4 separate regions of the Homo sapiens genome follow, and all the other regions are linked to region 1. A link is a contact called in ENCODE Hi-C or POLR2A ChIA-PET data. All regions are on one chromosome and are shown on one strand. Each heading gives the region's core, a stretch centred on a gene start or an enhancer-like site at or near the end of the contact. The rest is flanking DNA. Distances are from core to core; before and after follow the strand shown.

Region 1 (4,231 bases), core at 265-2,764:
AAACCCCATCTCTACTAAAAATACAAAAATTAGCCAGGCGTGGTGGTGGGTGCCTATAATCCCAGCTACTCGGGAGGCTGAGAGAAAAGAATCGCTTGAACCCGGGAGGTGGAGGTTGCAGTGAGCCAAGATCGTGCCATTGCACTCCAGCCTGGGCGACAAGAGTGAAACTCCGTCTCAACAAACAACAACAACAAAAACTTTTAAAAAGTGGGCTGGGCGTGGTGGCTCATACCTGTAATCCCAGCACTTTGGAAGGCCGAGGTGGGTGGATCACTTGAGGTTGGGAATTCGAGACCAGCCTGACAGACATGGAGAAACCCTGTCTTTACTAAAAATTCAAAATCAGCTGGGCATGGTGGCGCATGCCTGTAGTCCCAGCTACTCGGGAGCAGAGGTTGCGGTGAGCCAAGATCGCGCCATTGCACTCCAGCCTGGGCAACAGGAGCAAAACTCCTCCCCCTCAAAAAAAAAAAAAAAAAAAGAAATCTGGTGGCTCACGCCTGTAATCCTAGCACTTTGAGAGACCGAGGCAGGCGGATCACCTGACATCAGGAGTTTGAGACCAGCCTGGCCAACATGGTGAAACCCCTTATCTACTAAAAATACAAAAATTAGCCGGGCGTGGTGGCGGGTGTAATCCCAGCTACTTGGGAGGCTGAGGCAGGAGAATCGCTTGAACCTGGGAGGCGGAGGTTGCAGTGAGTGGAGATGGCACCACTGCACTCCAGCCTGGGCCACAGAGCGAGACTCCATCTCAAAAAAAAAAAAAAAAAAAAAAGTGAAGTCTTTACATAAATGGATTACGTGTGCTGCCCTTTGAGAAGTTTGTTGATGAAAGGAGAAAGGAAATAGTAGCACCAGAGGAAAAGATCAGGGATTTACCCTGTTCTTACAGGATAACAGCTCCTTGCTCTTTTCAGCTAGCTTTTCAAAGGACAGGGATAGGACAGCCCCCTGCCTTATTTCGGATACTTGGATCTATAACCTCCAGAAATTCAAGCTGAAGTAGCTGGAGGTCGGAGAGGAATGAGAACTGCCTGGGTGGGGTCTGCCAGCCAGACACTGCCAGGATAGCCACAAGGAGACGACTTGGAAGAACAGACAGCAACCACGTTGGACTCAGGCAGTCCTGGGTTTGAATCCTGTCTCTGTCACCACCTAGCCTGATGACCTTGGGCACATCCTGAGCACCCTGTGCCTTATCTGTAAAATGGAAACAATCATGCCGACCTTTCAGGGTGGTTTTGAGGATTAGAGACTAGCTCCTGACACACAGTAGGTAATCGTAAATGGGTGCTATTGTTTGGCCCGACCCACGTTATAGGACAGAACGTCTAACGGATGCGTCAGAACCTGCGCCCTCCGGATCTTGGAGGGTACAGAGGGCGCCCCTCGGCCTCCTCCCTTTCGGAGGTGGGGACAAGGTGGAGGAAGGGCTGCAGGAGGAGGAGCTCTAGCATCGCGACCCGCCCCGTCCCGTCCAGTCTGGCCTGGGCGCCGCGGGAACGCTGTCCTGGCTGCCGCCACCCGAACAGCCTGTCCTGGTGCCCCGGCTCCCTGCCCCGCGCCCAGTCATGACCCTGCGCCCCTCACTCCTCCCGCTCCATCTGCTGCTGCTGCTGCTGCTCAGTGCGGCGGTGTGCCGGGCTGAGGCTGGGCTCGAAACCGAAAGTCCCGTCCGGACCCTCCAAGTGGAGACCCTGGTGAGGAGATAGTCCCGACCCTCAGCCCCCGTGGGCCGAGCCTTGTTGGGTGGTAATACTGGGGTCTCAGCGAACCTGGGAGCCGGGAGGAGAGGAAGTGCGGGAACTGAGTTGGGGGTGGTGCCGGGTCTAGGGGCGAGAACGGGATCTTTGGAAGAGCATCCGTGACCCCTGTAGTCCGATCGTAGGTGGAGCCCCCAGAACCATGTGCCGAGCCCGCTGCTTTTGGAGACACGCTTCACATACACTACACGGTGAGGGGTCTGGGGGGCCGGGGCGGGGCCTGGGAGGGGGCGGCGCCCTGCTGAAACACGTCAGCTTTGGCTTGGACACGTGGCAAGCGGTTCGGGAGAAGAAACTCGGGGCTCTGGGGTCGTCGAGCACGTGGCGAGGGGAGAGACGTTGCTCTTCCGTGCCTCTTTTCCCTCCTTGCTTTTCTGCCAGTTCCTACCTGGCACGGAGAAGTGCAGGGTGGAGAGATCTCCGAGAAGCGCCAGCCTTCTGGGGCTTCCTGTTCCTTACAGCGGTAAGGGGAACGCTAGGCTGCCGCACTAAGGGGGCTGCCGCCGCCCAGCGGTCCAGGTGTGTGTTGCGCGCCTGCTGGGAGGGAGAGGGTGCTAGATGTATGCTCTTGATGCTCTCTCCCCCCAGGGAAGCTTGGTAGATGGACGTATTATTGACACCTCCCTGACCAGAGACCCTCTGGTTATAGAACTTGGCCAAAAGCAGGTGATTCCAGGTATGTGACCTGTGCCTCCCATTCCACCTCTTCCCAACCTAAGCCCTTTCTTAGCCTCTTCGGCTCCAAAGCTGCCCTGGAAATCCCCCCTGAAATGAGTAAGACCCTAGGGCTCTACGAGTTACCTCCTGAGGTTCAAACCTCACTTCTAGTACTCCACTTGTCCCATATCCTATTGGAAGCCAGAGATTTAAGAAGTGAGGGAAAGGTCAATTGAGGATGGAGGAGGAAGACTTTGATCTTCATGTCATGGGATTTGGGGAAGGTGGATAGCTTCCAGTTCAGTTGTGTCTTCTTCTTCAAGGTCTGGAGCAGAGTCTTCTCGACATGTGTGTGGGGTGAGTATCTCGGCAGGGGTGGGCCTGGGTACCCCCTTTGCATGGGTAGAGGCTTTCTCGGCCATCCTCACTCCTTAAGCAGGAGAATGTGGAATAAAGGACCCTGCTTCCCACTGGACAGGTCCAGGTCAGTGGGACCTCTGAGGGCATTCAAAGCCTCTGTGCCTCTTGCGCTGTTGCTTTTGTCGGGGGAGTTGAGGCACATGGGGAGATGGACACCTTTGCTGGCCAGCCTGTTTGGTGTTCAGGTGGAAAAATTCGTGTTTTGGGTGTGAAGATTCAGGGGGTTTTGCTGAAGGAGCTTCAGCTGGACTGAGGCTGCTGGCCTACCTCTCCTGCCTCTGGCTGTGACTGACATTCCTTCCCTCAGAGAGAAGCGAAGGGCAATCATTCCTTCTCACTTGGCCTATGGAAAACGGGGATTTCCACCATCTGTCCCAGGTAATCTGACTAGGACTCTCTCTCAGGCCATCAAAATACCCAGTCCCTAAGAGCTATAAGGAGCTATATACTTTGTTTGATGCTTGAGAAGATCCAGACCAAGTTTGTTTAGACAGATAGGAGTGGCTGGGGCCTCCATCTACAGGGCCACCTTTTTCCTCCTCATATCACCAACAGGGACTAAAGACAACCTGATGAGGCCACCTGGCATGACCTCCAGCAGCCAGTAACTTGTTAGGGAAGAGACCTGCTTGGGCCACATGGGTCTGCTGCCTGTGCCACCACCTTTCCCAGAACACTGGACTTCTTTCCTGCCCTTTTCTACAACTCTACGCTGTGTCAGCTGTACAGCCACCCCCCACCCCTTCCTTTCAGCCTCCATCAGGGAAGAGACAGTAAAAATAATCACAGTCAAGTGATTCAAAACAAAACAAAAAGCAACTGTTAAAGCCAAGTCTGCCCCATAACTTTAAAAGCCATCATTGGTCACTGCCGATGTCTATTTTTGAAGGGTTGAGATGGACAGATTTCCCAAGATGCATATCTTTTGCTTTCAGTTCTAACAAATGTTCTATTAGCTAAAATGTGTTGTACTCCACAGAGTATTGGGCTCGTAATTCTTTTTTTTTTTTTGAGATGGAGTTTCACTCTTGTTGCCCAGGCTGGAGTGCAATAGTGCAATCTTCACTCACCACAACCTCCGCCACCCGGGTTCAAGCAATTCTCCTGTCTCAGCCTCCCGAGTAGCTGGGATTACAGGCATGCGCCACCACGACCGGCTAATTTTATACTTTTAGTAGAGATGGGGCTTCTCCATGTTGGCCAGGCTGGTCTCAAACTCCCAACCTCAGGTGATCCGCCTGCCTTGGCTTCCCAAAGTGCGGGGATTACAGGCATGAGCCACCGCGCCTGGCTGGGCTCGTTAATTCTTATCCTAGTTCCAGCTTAGAGGAAGGCCTGGAAGGAGGGTAGGGGGACCAAGGAGAAACTTTTACCCAAAGCCCTAT
Region 2 (4,202 bases), core at 1,608-4,107, 240 kb after region 1:
GGTTCAAATGATTCTCCTGCTCAGCCTCCCAAGTAGCTGGGATTAAGGCACATGCCACCACACCTGGCTAGTTTTTGTACTTTTAGTAGAGATGGGGTTTTACCATGTTGGCCAAGCTGGTCTTGAACTCCTCGCCTCAGGTGATCCACCCGCCTCGGCCTCTCAAAGTGCTGTGGTTATAGGCGTGAGCCACTGCGCCCAGCCGTTTTCATCTTTTTTCTCACTTTTCTCTAGGATTAGCCCCCCAAACTCTAGTTTCCTAATCCCTATTTACAAATAGCTTCTGGTCTACTTTAACCTCTTCAATAGCTACAAAGTGTTCAGTGAATTAAAAATAACCATCTACCTCCAGCCTGGGCAACAGAGCAAGACTCCATCTCAAAAAAAAAAAAAAAGCCATCTACTTTGTTAAACAGAACAAAGAATTTGCTGACATCTTGAGCTCTTAATATCTGCTCCCTCCTTTCACTTAGAAGTGGTTCTAGGCCGGGCATGGTGGCTCACGCCTGTAATCCCAGCACTTTGGGAGCCTGAGGTGGGCAGATCACGAGGTCAGGAGTTGGAGACCAGCCTGGTCAATATGGTGAAACCCTGTCTCTATTAAGAATATAAAAAAATTAGCCGAGCATGGTGGCGCACACCTGTTGTCCCAGTTACTTGGGGGGTAGGCTGAGGAAGAAGAATCCCTTGAACCCAGGAGGCGGAGGTTGCAGTGAGCCGAGATCGCGCGCCACTGCACTCCAGCCAGCCGGGGCGACAGAGCAAGACTCCCGCTAAAAAAAAAAAAAAAAAAAAGAAGTGGTTCTAAATAGTAATGTTTTGTCTGTCTTGGACTTACAAGAAGGATTCTTTTTTCAACTAAGACCTTCAGTAAATTCATTGAAAGAAAGTCTTTTGTTTCTTCCCCATCTATTCCTGTGTCTCTTCATATTGTTCACTACAGTAGTTTTAATGTTGCTTTTTGATATTACTACATTTGGTTGCAGATTCGGATTCCCAAATTTTCTGTGACATGACTGCCTCTGGCTGTTTTTTAATTATAGGGTGTTTATAACAAAACATCTTTTTTCGTACTCCTGAGGGTTGGTCTGTTTGCTTATGTATATAAATCATTGTTATTAATATTATGTTTGTATTGCATCCATAATCCAAAGCTATCCTAGAATGTTCACTCCAAGAGAGCAGGGTTATCTTCCTTGTTCTCTCCTGGCACTTAGGTGCTCAATAAATATTCGTTGAATGAATGAATTTCAGGCCTTCTTCTAGGGCTGCTCTAGTCTCTGGAAACAGCACAACCCCCAAGGTTTTTTTTTTTTTTTAATAATTTATCGGTCCTATAGTGTATTTATTTATTTATTTATTTATTTATTTATTTATTTATTTGAGATGAGGTGTCTCCATATTGCCCAGGCTGGGATCGAACTCCTGAGCTCAGGTGATCTTCCCACCTCAGCTTTTCAAAGTGCTGGGATTACAGTGGTGAACCATGACGCCCAGCCTTAGTGTTTTTCTTGAGGGCTGTGGAATCTTTATGTTCACTTCCACTGGGACTCATGCTCACTTGCTCGTTAGGCATGGATAAAACATCTTTCTTAAACTGACAGTGAGGAGATAAGAGATGCTGGAAAGCAAAAAATGTCTAGAAGGGTTATGGGAAGAAAGCTAGGAATCATTTCTACAAGTGGTGGAGATGACAGAAAGATGCTTTTAAACTAAAAATCCTTAAAGGATGGTATGATTGGTATTGTGTCTGTCATTTTTATGATACCTGCATTATTTAGCATGGAATTTTAAAGACAGGGCACACAGTTATGAGAAGCAGCCCTAAACTAGAACAAATATTTCCTTATTCTCAGTCCAATGCTCTTTACTATATAAGAGGCAATAAGGGATAAAGAATGCGGGCTGGGTTCAAATTCGTCTTCCTTTCCCATTTAATAGCTATGGTCCCATTCTGTTCCTCAGTCCTCTTATCTGTAAAATGGACATAATACTAACCTGTACCTCTTAGGGTTGCTTTGAAAAATTCAATGACTTTATACATGTAATTCCCAGAATCAGTAAACACCCAAAAAATGTTTCTCAGTGTTCTCTATACCAAATGTTCAGTACATGTATTGAACTGTTCACAAAAGAAAGCTAAAGACTTTTTATGTGTAAACAGTGATCCTCCAGCCTCTGTCTGATTTATTTTTTATTTATATATTTTTTTGAGACGGAGTTTCGCTCTTGTTGCCCAGGCTGGAGTGCAATGGCGCGATATCGGCTCACCGCAATCTCCGCCTCCCAGGTTCAAGAGATTCTCCTGTCTCAGCCTCCCGAGTAGCTGGAATTACAGGCGTGCACCACCACGCCCGGCTAATTTTGTATTTTTAGTAGAGACGGCGTTTCTCCATGTTGCTCAGGCTGGACTCGAGCTCCCGACCTCAGGTGATCTGCCAGCCTCAGCCTCCCAAAGTGTTGGGATTACAGGCGTGAGCCACCGCGCCCGGCCTGTCTGTCTGATTTTATACTAGCTGTGTACAGTGGTGAGGGAACAGCAGCCTAGGACCACAGACTGAGGGTCCAAAAGTAGCCGGAAAACGAGCCACGCTGCAAGGTGGAAAAATATTAGCTGGCAACCCGCCCCGCAGCCCGCTCTCCGCCCCCTTCCCCGGCTCACTCTCCTCCGGGCGGAGTTGCTGACAGACAGTCTGTCTTAGCCACCCCAACCTCGCATTTTCTCAGCGCTCCGCCCTCCCAGACACGATAGGTAGTTGGTCTCGGCCAATGGCGACATCCTGTCATACGAGCGGTAGCCAATGAGTAGCCAGGAGTCCGGAAAGGGGCGAGGCCGATCTGAGAGCCGCTGGCGCCACTAGAGAAGGGCGAGCGGCGCGGCAGAGTGCGGCGCAGCGCAGCTCCTGAGGTAAGATGGCGGTGCTCTTTCCTCTAAGCTCTTGCGGTTGGGCTGCTATTTCGCTCTTTTTGTCAGCTCAGAGCTGCTACTCCGCCTCAAAGCAGTGTCAGAGTCAGTCTCCTTCCTGCAGGCTTCCAGGAGCCAGGATCTCCGGTGACTGGAGCCGTAGGACAAAATGGCGCTCGCATAGGCTTCCGAGGCCAGGCCCAGTCGTGCGCTCTGAGGCAGGCCGGGACAAAGGCGGCGTGCGGGGAGGCGGCGTGGCCGCCGCGTGGGGCTGGTGTTGTCGCTTCCCTTCGTGCTGCAGCTGTGCGAGTCCTGAAGATACATTCAGCGTGGTGTGGTTCGGGGTGGGGCCGGGCATGGAGGGACACGCTAAAGGGAGGCAAAGCCACAGATGCCTGTGGAGACTTGGGGAGGGCGGCGGGGACTTACGGAGCGTACCTTACGGGGACGACTTCTGCATGTCCTTTGGAAACTGTCCGCGCGATCTGTGTGGAGCAGGAATTTTCGGGAAGGGTAAGGGCTTTTTGGTCTTTCGTTTGACCCCGCAGGTTTTGGTTATGAACAGGATTCGGATTCACGTCTTGCCAACCAATCGGGGGAGGATCACTCCAGTGCCCAGGTCTCAGGAACCTCTGTCTTGTGCATTCACTCATCGTCCATGCTCTCACCCTCGTCTGGAGGGGCAGGAGTTTTGCATTAAGCATATCCTTGAAGACAAGAATGCACCCTTCAAGCAGTGTAGTTATATATCGACGAAGAATGGAAAAAGATGTCCCAATGCTGCCCCAAAGCCAGAGAAGAAAGATGGGTATATATGTATAGATATATATGTCGTTTTTCTTAAAGCGAGGGGGTATGTGATATGATGCGGGCTTCAGCATAGCTGCCGCGTTTGAGATTTTGTCCTTGTAAATTTGGGGTTATGGTTGTATCCTTGGAAAACTGAAAAAACGGTGAAGACTGGAAAGACCCTTGAGTTGGATTACTTAGTTCACCTCTTTGGTTCTTTTCCCTTATCTGTAAAATAAAGGCATATTCTAAATTAGTCTTTTTTTTTTTTTTTTTTTTTTTAAGAGAGATGGGGTCTTGCTATTTTGACCAGGCCGGTCTCAAACTCCTGGCCTCAAGGTATCCTCCCATCTCGGCCTCCCAGAGTGCTGGGATTACAGGCGTGAGCGACCGCGCCCGGCCCTAAAGTTAATTTTTTGGCGGGGGGGCGGCGCACAGATTCTTGCTTTATTCCCCAGGCTGGAGTGCAGTGGAGATCTCGGCTCACTGCAACCTCCTCCTTCCAGGT
Region 3 (4,686 bases), core at 319-2,818, 140 kb before region 1:
TTACCAGTAGGGATTAAGGTCTCCTGCACTGTCTAATATAAAAGCATCACCTCACATGTGGCTATTTAATTTCATTAAAATAAAAAGTTCCTTACTTGTACCACCTGCATTTCAAAGTGCTCGAGAGCTGCATGTGGTTGATGGCTACCATATTAGATAGTGTAGATTTAGTCCATTTCCATCACTGTAGAAAAGTTCTGTTGGGACCGGGCGCGGTGGCGCATGCCTGTAATCCCAGTACTTTGGGAGACCAGGGCGAGCGGATCACGAGGTCAGGAGTTCGAGACCAGGCTGGCCAACATAGTGAAACCCTGTCTCTACTAAAAATACAAAAAAGTAGCCGGGTCTGGTGGTGTGCGCCTGTAATCCCGGCTACTAGGGAGGCTGAGGCAGGAGAATCGCGTGAACCAGGGAGGCGGAGGTTGCAGTGAGCCGAGATCGCACCACTGAACTCCAACCCGGACGACAGTGCGAGACTCTGTCTCAAAAAATAAAAAAAGTTCTCTTGGACAGCATCGTAAACCCTTTCCTCACAAAGCTGGCATTGGATCGAATCTGCCTGCCTCTTTCTCCACATCTTCTTTTAAAAAAACGTAGTATAATTATTTGTAATCCTAGGAAAAACGTGGCCTTTGGTTTGAATAATGGCTCAACTTCTCACTAGATGTAGTTCTGTGGGCAATTTTACCTATTGTAGCCTTAATCTTCATCTGTAATATGGAGATAATTCCATGTAACTCATAATGAAGGCGAGGAATAACTAAGAATATATAAAGTATCTGGACATAGTTAATTTGTCTCCTTTTGTCCACCCCATGTGTGCGTTGATGCAGAAGAGGCATTCCAATGTTTTCTCATCCAGACTTATGGTGGGGGGGTGGTGCCTGCAAAGAGTATGTTTTGCGATCTTGTCCAGGACAGTACTCCGGCCAGGTAGCAGCGAGGCTACCTCAGTTTACTAAAAAAGGGACACGGGTACTGAATATCTGGAAGGACTGGAGGTGGGAGTGGGGGCACCCTGAAAAGGGAGGCTCTACCTTTATGTTTCGATGGGGAGGTGTGTATAGTGACTGTGTGGGCACCGACAGTCCTTCCTCACACGGGGGACTGGGAGTCAGGAGGAACGACTAGGGACTCGTCCAGTTTTCTTCGGGTCCCCAAACGTGGCAAGAGTCCACCCTCTGCAGCGCCAGGCGCCGTACCTCACTTTCTCCATTTGCGGACTCCAGTTCCCAGGATGCTGAGCAGCGGCCAATCTCCTGGCTCTTCTTCCATCCCCCTCCCGGGAAAGACTGCCCCTGGCCAAAGCAAGGGGCAGTTGGAACTTCAGGGACCAACGACTGCAAGGGTATGGAATTAGACAGCGGCCAGAGTCCTAGTTTCGCGGCCTGGGCGGTAAATGAGGCGGCTCCAGGGCCGCGGCGGAGAGGAGGGGGGCTTCGTTCCCACGTGTCTGCCCTGCTGCCGGCCCGGCGCGGTCGGGGTTAACCCGGAGCGGAAGGATCCCGCAGCGTGTGCGTAGAACTGCAGAGTCACAGCCTTTCCTCCGAGAGGGCGGGATCCCTCCGCCGCTCCGCTCCAACACAAAATAGGGCCGCCTCTTCTCCTTTCTCCCCCTCTCGAGTGGGGTGCCCCGGGCAAAAGGCCCCCCCGGATCTAGCGCCGAAGGCTTCACGAATCTTCACGACCGCTGCCCAGCTCTTGGGCCAGGAAATAGCCCCTTCGCAGGAACCACCCTACCGGCCGAACAGGAGGCGGAGGGGGGGAGGCGGAGCGGCGCCGCGCTGCACTACTTTCCTCTCCGGTTGCAAATGGCTGCCTCGTTCCCCACTTTCCGCTCAGTTTCCTGACCCCCCGGTGCCGGGAGCCGGGGTTGGGCCATGCACCTCTAGGCCGCCTGCGATCACAGTCAGCCGGGGGTCGAGGGGGTGCCACCGACCAGAGCCGGCCAGGCCGGGGGCGGGGCAGCTCCCGAGGCCAGAGGGGAAGGGAGGCGAGCGCAGGGCCTGGAGCGGCCGGAGGGGAGCGGGCAGAGGGCTCGCACCGCCCGCCCCTTCCTTTTCCTCGCCTACCTAGCCTCCTCCCTTCCCCGGGGGGAGCAGAAGGTGGGGGGCTCGAAGCCGCCGAGGGTGAGCGCTCGGGGTCGAGAAGCCCGGCGCTGGGTGTGTGTCAGGTTCAGCCCCGCGGCCCCGCCGGCCCCGCGTCGCCGTAGCTCGCGCGGCCCCGGGCGCCGGCCGGGGCGGGGAGAGGGGCTCGGCGCTCCTGCGAGGGTCTCACGTTCCATCCGGGCCAGGCGCGGGGCGGCGCGGCATTCCTTCCGGGCTGCTGGGGAGGCGCCTCGACGTTCCATCTGGAGAGCCTCGACGTTCCGCCCGAGCCCGGCGCGGGCGGCCGGGGCGCTGGCCGGGCCCTAGGACTGAGAGGCCGCCCGGCGACGCGGATGCGGAGCCTGCTCGCCCAAGATCAAAGCCACCGGTGCTCTCTTTGTGTCCGCTCGGGATTCGCCGCCCTGGGGCTGTCCATGGAAACCTAAACTGCTGGAACCTGAGGCAGAGAACCCCTCTTTGGCTTCTTGCTGTTTTTTTGTGGGGGGAGGGTGGCCACTCCGACCTGGATTTACCGTTCTTGGCCCCCCTAAGCCCCCCCGTGCGGGGGGCGGCTGTGATCGCTCTGGCGGTTGGAGGTCGGGGAGCGGCCCGGGCTCTGGCCATGTTCTCGGATGAGGATTTCTGGATCGCCCTGTGAAGAGGTGAGTGAAGTCCGCCCGGCCAGGGCCCAGAAAGGGTTGGACTGGGGGCACAGCCAGATGGACTATCTTAGCCGGAGCTGGCCTTTAGGTTGGAGAAGGGGGTGCCAGAGCTGGGGAGCGTTCCTTTGGCAGGGTCTGTCAAGGGAACCTGAGCCAGTCACCAGGGCAGAACTGAGGCCTGGTGTCTTGGGGTGTGCCTCTTTAAAGACTGGGGGTTCAGGGAACCACGGGAGTTTGGGAACCTGGCCAGATAGCCTCTCTGCCTGTTTATTTTTGTGTTGGGGGAGCTCGACTAAACTAGGACCCGGGCCCTGATGCCAGCACCAATCCCAGGCTGCTGCTTCTCCCCTCAGGGTTCCTTGTGGGCCTTGGGACAGAGCAACTTGGGATGGTGGGGGAGGGTGTCACTGCCAGGTCAGACTTATGCCAGTTGGACTTTAAGGTTGTTCCTACCGAGTTGGGCACCCAAAGCAGTCCCTGGAAAACTCAAGGAACCCCAGATCCTTCACCAGGCCTTCTTTCACTGGGCAAAGGGAGAGTGTGTGGAAACTGACTAGTTGTGATGAAGGGGGTAGCTGGGGCAAGAAGGAGGCGGGGCTGGGGCAGTTCTGGCCCTGCTGTTCAACTTTAAACTGCCCCTGCCTGGCAAAGTGACCCCAGTGAGGCCGAGTGCTGTCTTAGCCTGCTTTGCCTCCCCTCCTCTTGGGATGGATCTAATCTCCAGAGGATTATAGAGGAGGCCGTTGAGATTTGCTCCCTGCGAATGTAGGCTGCAAAAAATGGCTTTTGTCTTTTGCCTTCTCCCGGCCTGGTATGGAGAGCTGGCTGCCCATGAGTCCCTGGCCAGTCCTGCAAGCCCCTCCCAGACCTCTCCAACCCTTTTTTGACCAGGGATTGTTAACTGGTTTTCTGATCCTGTACCAACTGTGCAGAATGGGGTGGCCTGTGTCTCTCTGGAGGAGAAATTGCTTGATCAGAGCTCTTTTCTCCTGGAAACCAGTGATTCCACCCCTGGCAGAAGGTATTGGGGAGAAAGGGTGTGTATGTGCCTGCAGCTTGAGCCTCAATCCTGTGGGCCTTGCTTGGGCTGGGACTGCCCCTCTCACACCTGTCATGCTACCCAGCAGGGATTTGGCTGGTGCATTTTGCTCCCTCACTCTTATCTGCTCCAACATACATATACTAGATTTCTTTGAGTCTGGTTTTGGAAAGGAGAAAATAGGGGTTTTGCCTTTTAAAGATTTCTGAAAGGTGAGAGGTGGCACAGGGGTAGTGGAGTGAGGTGAGCTGTCAATCCTGCTCTCCACTCCGGCATTCTATGGAGAGTCCCTCCCGTTTGTCCCGAAACAACTTCCTTATGTAGGACTGCACCCTGTTAGCTGTGCCTGCTCTCAGGATGAGCCAGGGACACAGTTCAGAGGGTCTGCAGGGCCAGTGTTCCATTTGGATCCATCTCGGAGGGGTGACCCAAAATGGGGGTGGGAAGAGGTGTGGTTTGAGTCCAGGCTGGGAACCAGGAAGTCCTGAGTCCTCCTGAAGAGCTGTTCACTCAAGGGCCTGCTTCAGCCTTACACTTCTCCAAGCGTCCATTTCCCCCTTGTCTGGGAAAATGGAGTGAAAGCTGTTGGTCTGGGAGGGAGGCAGGAAGGAGAGTGGGTTGAGATAAATCCCTGTCCTTTTCTTTGCTGTTTTGGACCTCTTAGGTATAGGACTGAGGGGGTGCCAGCACAGTTTTACTCCCTAGATCTGTACCTACTGTCTGGGATCTCTAGTTCTGTGGAGAAAGCCTGGTGAGACACTACCCCAGTTTAGATCCAGGGAAAAAATCCTTGGTGTGTATGTGTGTCAGTTTACTGGCTGTGAATGATGGGACTGGGGAACCTGGGGTCTTTGTTTAGATATGTTCAGGGGCCTATTAACTGGGAATCAGCATTGGG
Region 4 (4,185 bases), core at 303-2,802, 170 kb before region 1:
GGTCTATTCTAGGGCTATCCTAGGGTCTAAACGATAATCTTGGGGTTAAAAAGTAATCCTCAGTGAGAATAACAGATGGACCCACCTGAGAATCAGAGGGCTCCTAAGTCTTCCAAGCTCTGCCTATCTCAGGGGCTTTCCTTGGAATTACATAATTAGGATAAATTCAACTACCATTTTTGAGCATTGGAACCACCTAGAGTGAGGTGGAAGAGAAGGACCACCTCTGGCGAGTGATTTATTTTTTATTTTTTGTAGAGACGGGGTCTTGCCATGTTGCCTAGGCTAGTCTTGAACTCCTGAGCTCAAGGGATCCTCCCACCTCGGCCTCCCAAAGTGCTGGATTACAGGTGTGAGCCACTTCATCCAGCCTGGCCAGTGATCTTGAATGTTAGAACTGAAAGAAAACTTGAGAGATGACATTCCTCCAACCCTCCCCACCCCCACTGCCACCCTCATTTTACATCTGAGAGCTGGACTTCCCCCAGGAGGAAAAGCAATTTAAACTCTCACAATTTAAAGTGGCATGGCTGGGACTAGAATTCAGGACTCCTGATTCTAAGCCCTATATACTTTCCATTACACCACCTAATTGTGTATGGAGTGGGGAGGTGGGGGGAGAGGGAGGGGTACGGATTTCCTCTGATTAATTGCCATAGTTTTCCAGGTTACTTTGTTAGGAAAACCTGTCCAGGGAAGAAATAATTCCTTTTGCTTCTGCCCTGAAGCCTTCCTCCTACCTAGAGATGGGAAAAGGGGCATTCCTTCTTTCCTCCTTGGCCGTGGAACATTGTGGCCCTTTCCTCTGGTTGCCACCTGCAGCAGAGTGGGCAGAACAAGGGACAGGCTCAGGAGGGGCTCCGGCAGGCCTGGGAGCCCCCTCAGTCTTACTTATCTCCCACACCCTGGCTGCAAAAGGCCTCCATTGAGTTGGCTCTGCACTGGGCTGCTGCCCCCGCAGGTCAGGGCCTCGGGGCCTCCTTAGGGGACGAAACGACAAAGTTGGAAGGAGCTACCACTTTTCCTGTTTTCCCCCCACCCAACCCCAACTCTGCGGGGTGGAGGAGACTAGAGGAGAGGGGAAAAGTGTCTTTCTGTTAGGAGAAAACCAAGTCCGAGGTGAGAGGTCGGAGGGGAAAGAAAAAAAGGAAGCTGTCCCTCTGCGCCTCCTCCCGCGGTGTCCCTGCTATGGTGCGCGCCAAGGTCTCCCGCTCCCAGGCTGGAGCGGCCAAGATAACTGTGGTCTCACTCCCCCAGGTGCAGGCTTCCAGCCGCAGCTTCTTTTCCTCTTCTCCGCTCTCACCCTGCAGGGGGCTCCCCAGATCCGCACAAGGAGACCGTTATTCTCAGGTGCTACTCCCACGCCCTTCTGGGCTGCATCTAGAGCAGAGATGGGAGAGATAGGGGCTCTCCGGACTGGCAGAGCCTTAGCTGGAACTGGGAAGACTGGACGCGCGGGGGGAGGGGACCTACCCGGACGGAGCAGGGATTGGGGGCGCGGCTTTCTGCCCTTTCCTCTCCCTGAGCCGGGGCGGCTGAAAAGCGCCTTTGTGGCCGGAGCTGCTGAGTCCGCTTCTCCCAGCGCGTTCCCGGCCTGGGCTCAGGATTCTCGCTCGGTTAAGTCATCCCGGATAATGGCCATTGTACTTCGCGCAACCCCCGCCACCCCAATCCTTTTTCCAGCAGCCTTGATCCCGCACAGCTCCTCTTGGGCACCTCTCTGGGGGGCACCCAGAGCACGAAGGGGTTAATGCTAAGGGCCCAAAGGAGGAGGAGGAAGGAAGGAAGGAAGCGATGCCCGGTGCCAGGGAAGGCAATGAAACAAAAGATGAATCAGGCGGAGGGAGGGGAGCCGGTGCCTGGGGCGGGGGCCAGGCTCAAACAGGGGCTCTCCGGGAGCAACCAGGCCCTCCCTGACCACGCTTCCATTCGCCCTCCTAACTCTGTCCTTCTCCCAGGTTGAGCCGCTGTCCCTGAACCAATAGGGGTGAGGGACGGGCATTAAAAATGGGGAAGGAGCTAGGTATGGGCACCCCCTCTCAACCTCAGAGGTGAGCCCACAGTTCTCCAACGACGTCCTGGGAACAGAGTGCAGATTGGTGACTACCATCGACTCAGATTCTCATTTCTCCAGGACACTCAAAAGCTGGGAGGGGTAAGAGTAGGGCCGGAATAACAAAGAATCAACCCTCCTATCCAGGTCCCTTTTGCCCCAAGGGTGGTGGTGGGGAGACTGACTCCTTTATTCCCCGCCAGCGTTGTAAGGAGCGGGTGAACGCTTTGGCCATTGCCGTGATGAACATGTGGCCCGGAGTGCGCCTACGAGTGACTGAGGGCTGGGACGAGGACGGCCACCACGCTCAGGATTCACTCCACTACGAAGGCCGTGCTTTGGACATCACTACGTCTGACCGCGACCGCAACAAGTATGGGTTGCTGGCGCGCCTCGCAGTGGAAGCCGGCTTCGACTGGGTCTACTACGAGTCCCGCAACCACGTCCACGTGTCGGTCAAAGCTGGTACAGTAGGAGGAGGGTGGTAAAATCCGCCCAAAGGGGGCTCCCTCCGGGAAACTGAGTCTGCAGTAGTACTGTTGCCACCCTAGGGGAGACCAAGCGGGCTTTAGTGTTGAAAACCACCCGTCCAGGCCGAGGCGGTGCCTCACGCCTCTAATCCCAGCACTTTGGGAGGCCAAGGAGGGCGGATCACTTGAGGTCAGGAGTTCGAGATCAGCCTAGCCAACATGGTGAAATCCCGTCTCTATTATAAATACGAAAATTAGTTGGGCGTGGTGGTGTATGCCTGTAATCCCGGCTACTCGTGAGGCTGAGGCACGAGAATCACTTGAACCCGGGAGGTAGAAGTTGCAGTGAGCCGAGATGGTGCCACTGCACTCCATCTACTGGGCGACAGAGCGAGATTCTATCTCAAAATACATACATACATACATACATACATACATACATACATACATACATAGAAAAGAGAAGAAAAAGGAAAAGAAAAGAAAGAAAAACCGCCCTTCCTTTTCTGCCCAGGTTGGGGCCAGTCAGATTAACGGAAAATTGTGTTGTCCATGACTGGCGATATCTGCGCTGGCCTTGAGAATCGTTCTGGAACCGCTGGTCTTGATTCAATCCTCCCTGTGGTTGTTCCCTGCAGATAACTCACTGGCGGTCCGGGCGGGCGGCTGCTTTCCGGGAAATGCAACTGTGCGCCTGTGGAGCGGCGAGCGGAAAGGGCTGCGGGAACTGCACCGCGGAGACTGGGTTTTGGCGGCCGATGCGTCAGGCCGGGTGGTGCCCACGCCGGTGCTGCTCTTCCTGGACCGGGACTTGCAGCGCCGGGCTTCATTTGTGGCTGTGGAGACCGAGTGGCCTCCACGCAAACTGTTGCTCACGCCCTGGCACCTGGTGTTTGCCGCTCGAGGGCCGGCGCCCGCGCCAGGCGACTTTGCACCGGTGTTCGCGCGCCGGCTACGCGCTGGGGACTCGGTGCTGGCGCCCGGCGGGGATGCGCTTCGGCCAGCGCGCGTGGCCCGTGTGGCGCGGGAGGAAGCCGTGGGCGTGTTCGCGCCGCTCACCGCGCACGGGACGCTGCTGGTGAACGATGTCCTGGCCTCTTGCTACGCGGTTCTGGAGAGTCACCAGTGGGCGCACCGCGCTTTTGCCCCCTTGAGACTGCTGCACGCGCTAGGGGCGCTGCTCCCCGGCGGGGCCGTCCAGCCGACTGGCATGCATTGGTACTCTCGGCTCCTCTACCGCTTAGCGGAGGAGCTACTGGGCTGAGCGTCCCAGGCATAGAAACCTCGAAGCGCCCGAGGAAACGAGGGCCTGCTGGCTGAGATATGGGGCTGTGGGCAGCAGACGATGCCGACTGGAAGGGAGGGAGAGGGAGGGGGAGGGAGAAAATGGGGCTATGCCTGGCTTAGGGGCAACCTCGTACTGAGAGGAGGTGATACCGGGTCCTAGGTAGGTAGGGCTGATGGTGCGCACTCCTTAAAGAGGACTATTTAGCCTCTCCCCCAGTGCTTCAGCCCCACCCGATAATTTTATTTTATTTCTTATTTATAAATTGTAATATAATGATTCCCTTGCCCAGCTTGCCAAGGTGAGGGGCTGGGGCATGGCATTAACACTGTCTGACACAGCCAGCCAGTCTGACATCTGACGTTTTCCTGCAAGGT

What was found. Hi-C counts contacts between places; a loop is a spot of excess contacts on that map. ChIA-PET counts read pairs that join two places held with the same protein, here RNA polymerase II (POLR2A). Pooled maps may share reads with other maps.
Region 2: a pooled map shows a loop between it and region 1 (5-fold over the local background). The contact joins the promoter of KANSL2 here to the promoter of FKBP11 in region 1. A Hi-C loop is called at or near these places in 5 of 50 pooled maps. POLR2A ChIA-PET finds 5 or more read pairs at or near these places in 2 of 52 experiments (activated T-cell and endothelial cell of umbilical vein).
Region 3: a pooled map shows a loop between it and region 1 (5-fold over the local background). The contact joins the promoter of KMT2D here to the promoter of FKBP11 in region 1. A Hi-C loop is called at or near these places in 1 of 37 single-sample maps with no recorded cell type and 8 of 50 pooled maps. POLR2A ChIA-PET finds 5 or more read pairs at or near these places in 6 of 52 experiments (GM10248, GM12878, H1 and 3 more).
Region 4: a loop to region 1 is called in a pooled map, with 2.8 times the contacts of the local background. The contact joins the promoter of DHH-AS1 here to the promoter of FKBP11 in region 1. A Hi-C loop is called at or near these places in 4 of 50 pooled maps. POLR2A ChIA-PET finds 5 or more read pairs at or near these places in 4 of 52 experiments (CD4-positive, alpha-beta T cell, OCI-LY7, T-cell and 1 more).

Annotation. Positions count from the first base shown.
Region 1 is chr12:48,922,775-48,927,005 of GRCh38, reverse strand. It overlaps FKBP11 (FKBP prolyl isomerase 11), which reads left to right and starts at 1,514. Exons shown (of 6, transcript NM_016594.3): 1 at 1,514-1,706; 2 at 1,895-1,960; 3 at 2,358-2,445; 4 at 2,750-2,783; 5 at 3,154-3,224. The coding sequence starts at 1,578. RefSeq lists enhancers at 1,149-1,248, 2,509-2,568.
Region 2 is chr12:48,680,893-48,685,094 of GRCh38, reverse strand. KANSL2 (KAT8 regulatory NSL complex subunit 2) reads left to right here and starts at 2,857. Exons shown (of 10, transcript NM_017822.4): 1 at 2,857-2,908; 2 at 3,454-3,713. The coding sequence starts at 3,463. RefSeq lists silencers at 2,510-2,559, 2,600-2,809 and an enhancer at 2,890-3,159.
Region 3 is chr12:49,057,676-49,062,361 of GRCh38, reverse strand. It overlaps KMT2D (lysine methyltransferase 2D), which reads left to right and starts at 1,568. Exons shown (of 55, transcript NM_003482.4): 1 at 1,568-2,749. RefSeq lists an enhancer at 1,501-1,750 and silencers at 1,801-2,420, 2,582-2,876.
Region 4 is chr12:49,089,461-49,093,645 of GRCh38, reverse strand. It overlaps DHH-AS1 (DHH antisense RNA 1), which reads right to left and starts at 1,552. Exons shown (of 4, transcript XR_007063295.1): 1 at 1,304-1,552; 2 at 741-816. DHH (desert hedgehog signaling molecule) reads left to right here. Exons shown (of 3, transcript NM_021044.4): 2 at 2,257-2,518; 3 at 3,162-4,185. The coding sequence ends at 3,787. RefSeq lists a cis regulatory region at 891-908, an enhancer at 828-972 and a silencer at 1,831-2,013.